Linked DNA regions of Homo sapiens: region 2 is linked to region 1. A link is an interaction called in ENCODE POLR2A ChIA-PET data of the cell type or tissue named here. Cell type or tissue: PC-9. All regions are shown on one strand.

Region 1 (2,500 bases):
TGAAAGGAGGCTCCCAGTCTGGCAGGGAAGCCAGGAACGGGGGCTCTGGCTCTGGGGCAGCTGCATGCCTGCCAGGTGGAGAGTTAGCATTACGCAGGGGTCCTGGGACCAAGTATACTGGCACCCCCCAGGAGAAGGGGATATGAGCACACCTTCATCCCTCTAAGCTACACCTTCACTGAGTCTTTGTACCTGCAAAGGCTGTGAGCCATGCAGTTCTGCTCTAATTCTAGCATGAGCCAGGCTGAGGGTAGCCCAGGAACTCAGCTTTGTTGACCTGAAGATTATTTTTTCCCCTCCAGTAGTTTTACTTCTGTCTCCTCTTCAAGCTAAAGTTTTCGGGTCCTTGGGTAGCTTTTTGGAGGCTTCTGTACAAATGTTTTTGGCAGTGAAAGCTACCCGTAACATCTCGAATTAGAAATGTATATTTTTAAATCCCTAATTGGTTCAATAACAATATGGAGAGACACACAGAGACACTCTGCTAAGTGGGACCTTTACTACTGGAATGTGGAATTTAATACGTTCATCATTTAAATCATTAAATTCTCACCAAAACATGTAAAGCAGCAATAGATTCTGTTAACCAGTCACTTTTCCTGATCTTGGAACAGCCCGGCTCTGAGCCTGAAAAGGTCCGCTGCTGTGACTTCACCCTTGTTCAGGGAGATGGTGTCATAAGGTGGTCTTAAAGTGCAGGTTGACCTTTGCTGAGTCCAAGCTCCAACACCCCCAGGTAGGAGTTCCTGGAAGTAACCTCCCCTCTCTGAGGCACAGTGTGATGGAAAGGACAGCATCCAGCTTGCAATACTGGATGAATTAAATCAGACGCAATCTACCACACACCCACCACAGTGCCTAGCATTTCAATAAGGGTGCTAAGTAGATGTGATTTCTCTCTAAGCTAGAAGGGGTTCTGTAGGAGTGCTGGACCACACACGAGGCTGGCTCAGGCATGCTTTTGCATTTGTGAGGCAGAGACAGCAGATGGCACAGCGCAGGGCAAGGCAGGGCAGACACGTGGTTCTAGTGGCTTAGCAGCAGGCAGCTCCCCTTGCCGAATCTCGGATCTCTATGTGGTTTGTGAAGGGACTGAGGCAGGAGGGGGAGGCTAGGGCAGAATTGTAAGAGCTTTGCCTTCAGCAACTAAAGAAACGACACCTCAATTAGAAAGAACTGTCTGGAATGTAGAAAGGTCAGGAACTTTGGGCGAAAGTAGTCGAGTCATTTTGGAATTTATAGTTGAAGCAAGTGCAGCCTGGGTTGGGTAGGGGAGGTTTCTGAGTGAAGCATAACTAGGCTTGAATCCCAGCTTGACCAGTTAGCTGAGGGAGGGTGAGTGTCGGTTGCCTTATTGGAGGAGAGAGAATAATAACACCTACCCTGGGGACTGTGATGAGATTGTGCAGACAAGGCACCTTGCTCAGTAGCATCTATCACTCTCAGGCAACAGTAGGTCAGGAATCCCTCGGGTCAGGAAAGCAGAATGCCAAACACTTTGGAGAAAACACAGGCTTAACCATGGCTTTACCTAAGGGAAAATATTTCTTGAAAAAGGAAATCCTGGAGGTAACATTTTGAATAATGCAAGTTAGTACCAAGTTAGGAAAGCCATATGGGAAGTTCTCTCATTAGCTCAGGTATTAAAAGCCCATGTCCCACAGATGGAAGGAGGTCACATTTCTTCTTCTTTACCACTCTACCATCTTCCAACTTGCCCTCTACCCTTCTTCCCCATTCAACTACCATCCCACCTCTCCCCTTACCTTGTTCAGTGACGTTTATTCAGTGTCTACACTGTCTACACTCACCTGCCACTTAATCCCGCCTCAACCAATCCGCCCACTCCCCCACCCCTCTAAGGCTGCCCTTGCCAAGGTCACACAGGGACCCACAGCCTCTCCATACATACTTCTTACCTTCTCTGGCCTGGGCAGCATTTCTGTTCAGTTCAGAAAACATTTATTATATACCTGCCCTGTTCAGGGCACAGGGAATCCTCAGGTGACTGTCTTCCTCTTTCTTTTGTTTTGTTTTTTGTCTTTCTTTGAGACGGAGTCTCGCTCTGTTGCCCAGGCTGGAGTGCAGTGGCGCGATCTCGGCTCATTGCAACCTCCGCCTCCTGGGGTCCAAGCAATTCTCCTGCCTCAGCCTCCTGAGTAGCTAGGATTACAAGCACCCGCCATCATGCGCGGCTAATTTTTGTATTTTTTTGTAGAGATGGGGTTTCACCATGTCAGCTAGGCTGGTCTTGAACTCCTGACCTCAGGTGATCCGCCCGCCTCAGCCTCCCAAAGTGCTGGGATTATAGGCATGAGCCACTGCGCCCGGCCCACTTCTTTTTTCTTAAAATTCCCTTGGCTCTTGACTTTTACAGCACTTTCCTTTCTTTCTCCCCTCTCTTCTGCGGGTTCATCTTGCCCAGTCACTCTTTAGGTGGACTTCCATCCTGACTCCCTTCTAATCCCAATTAACAGACTCTTTCCAAGAAAGTTCACCA
Region 2 (2,500 bases), 1.0 Mb after region 1:
ACTTCACATACCGGTTTGCCTTTGCAAAAAAAAAAAAATTGTTTAGTCTCAAAGTATAGCTGCAAGGTGGACCGGCTGCACGGGTCCCAGAGGGCCGCTCGCCTCCGACGGTCGCAGTTTCAGCCGGGCCGCGCCCGCGAGAAACAGCGGAGAGGCCCCAGCAGGCGGGCGCCGCCGGACAGGTTTACCGTCCGCGTCGGCCCCGGGGAACCGCTCCCTCGCGCCCGCAGCACTTGTTCGCGGCGCGGACTCCACACCGCGGCCGCCCGCCCCAGGGGAGGAGTGAGTCCGCCCCAGCGGCGCCAACCCGGGGACCCGGGGCAAGGGTTCGGGGCCATCCGCCGCCGGGCGCGCCCCCCATCCGGAAAGCGGCGACGGCCCCCAAGTTGGGCTGCGGAGTGGGAGGCGCGCCGAGCCCCAAGCAGACAATGCGGGAGAAGGGTGATGCGCAGGGAGGAGGGGTCCGCAAAGCTGAGGTCCCCGCGCCGCCCGGCTACCCATCCGTGCCGCCCGCCCCTGAAGCCCCGCGCAGCCCCCGACCCTCCTCTGGGGCCCGCCCCACCGAGCGGCCGCAGGGGACGGGCCGCGCTCCGCACCCCGACCCCTCCTCAAATCACAAAACTTCCCCCAACTCCGCCAACTAAGTTGCGCTCTCACCGTGCGGCTCCCGGGGCTCCCCCGCGGGCCGAGCCGAGACAGCTCCTCACCTTCGCCGCGGAGAAAGACAATAGGCTGCCTCTCCCCCGGCGGCGGCAGCAGCGGCTGCGGCTAAAGCGGCGGCAACCGAGGCGAGCAATGGGCACGGCGGTCTCGGCCGAGCCGAGGGCCTTCACCGCTGCTGCTCCGGCTCCGCGACAGCTCTGCACGTAGCCCCAGCCACCCCGCGCACCGGCTACAAGCCGCCCGGGGGTGGCCGGGGCACGCAAGAGGGCAGTAACGTCTGCGAGTCCTCCCGTGAGTACACGCGGAGCAAGGGCTGCGAGCTGGGATTGCACGGCAGAGCTGCCCATCCCGCTCCACGAGACCAATAGTAAGGCACCTGGGCGGGGCGCTCAGGTTGCTAAGGGAGGCTGAGGTTGACCGCCGGGGCTGCTCTGTGGCAAAGTGATCACAGCAGGGTGGCTGGCAGAGACTGCTCTGGGAAATGCCCACTCACGGTCTCCTCTCCGCCCTGTTTCTAGAAACTGCCCTTTCTCTGTGTGCTCGTGGTTACCTGAGCTGTAGCATTTAACCACACATCGTGAAATGATTTACTCCTCTATTTCCCCCACTTCAACTCAGGAAGTGGGGTTTAGTCTTGTGTGTCCACAGCCTAGGACAGTCTAAGGTATTAGGTATTAAATATAGGTATTAAACAAGTGTTGGATGGATGCACGGCGCTATGGCGGAATCACAATTGTGACAGTGCATTCCGTGAACTTTTGGCTACTCGATCACCACAGTCGTTCCGTGTTCAAGCTGCAAAGGACCTCAGAAATCATCGGATTGCTTTGAGAAACAAAATGTGGTCCGTGTACCAACGGCGGCCGAGGAGAATATATTAGTTGGTACACGGAGAAACTTCTTTTTTCAAATAGTTAAGTGTTTTAGTGCTCATTAGGAGGGAAATGCCTATCACGTCAAATCATTGTTTCATTAATGTTACTTCTTAGGTCAAATAAAAAGTGGCAAAAAACAAGTGTATTTCAAGAAAAGTGTTAAGTGAAACTTGAGACACTTTATATGCAGTTCAAGAATGTAAAATACTAGTTGACAGTGCTTGAAGTAAGAACAGTTGGTTAGGTAGGAGGAGAAGATTATTGGCTGGGAAGGAGGAGGAGGGAACCCTCTGTGGTGCTGATTCTGTATTTTGACCTGGGTGATGGATAACAAAAGTATGTACATCAATAAAAAATACATCCAGTGCACTTTAGATTAGTGCACTTTACACATTTTATACATGTATTTTTAATGTCAATTTTTTAAAAATCTGGTATGGAATATACCCCCACAACCCCCCCACCCCCCAAAAAAAATGCAAAGATGCAAATGACTGCCATTTGGGAAACACTGATCCAGGCAGGCTCACTAGCAGTGACCAAACACCTGAGAAAGGGTATTGTGAATACCTGATGTATGTGCCAGGAACTTCCATGGTTGAATAGCTCCAAATCTCAGAAATGCTCCTAACCTCGTGTTGAGCTCTGGTGCATAGATATATTTTCTTTTCTTTCTTTCCTTTTTTTTTTTTTTTTTTGAGGCAGAGTTTCACTCTTGTTGCCCAGGCTGGAGTGCAATGGCACGATATCAGCTCACTGCAACCTCCGCCTCCCAGGTTCAAGCGATTCTCCTGCCTCAGCTGCCCGAGTAGCTGGAATTACAGGCACATGCCACCAATTCCAGCTAATTTTTTGTATTTTTAGTAGAGACAGGGTTTCACTATGTTGGCCAGGCTGGTCTCGAACTCCTGACTTCAGGTGATCCACCCACCTCGGCCTCCCAAAGTGCTGGGATTACAGGC

What was found. Peaks named below come from ENCODE experiments on the same cell type or tissue, not always from the same donor. Only the 100,000 strongest peaks of a DNase experiment are listed, where the experiment ranks them.
Region 2: POLR2A ChIA-PET joins it to region 1 with 8 read pairs; 1 of 35 experiments calls an interaction of 5 or more read pairs at or near these places.

Annotation. Positions count from the first base shown.
Region 1 is chr15:83,371,284-83,373,783 of GRCh38, reverse strand. No RefSeq gene overlaps it. Among named protein-coding and RNA genes, the nearest start is that of SH3GL3, 75 kb to the left of the region's middle. In PC-9, no CTCF peak of the experiment used is centred here; a DNase peak (open chromatin) is centred at 1,233; H3K27ac peaks cover 343 bases.
Region 2 is chr15:82,353,532-82,356,031 of GRCh38, reverse strand. It overlaps the pseudogene UBE2Q2P2. Among named protein-coding and RNA genes, the nearest start is that of GOLGA6L10, 5.3 kb to the right of the region's middle. RefSeq lists an enhancer at 836-1,337. In PC-9, no CTCF peak of the experiment used is centred here; no DNase peak of the experiment used is centred here; H3K4me3 peaks cover 361 bases; H3K27ac peaks cover 402 bases.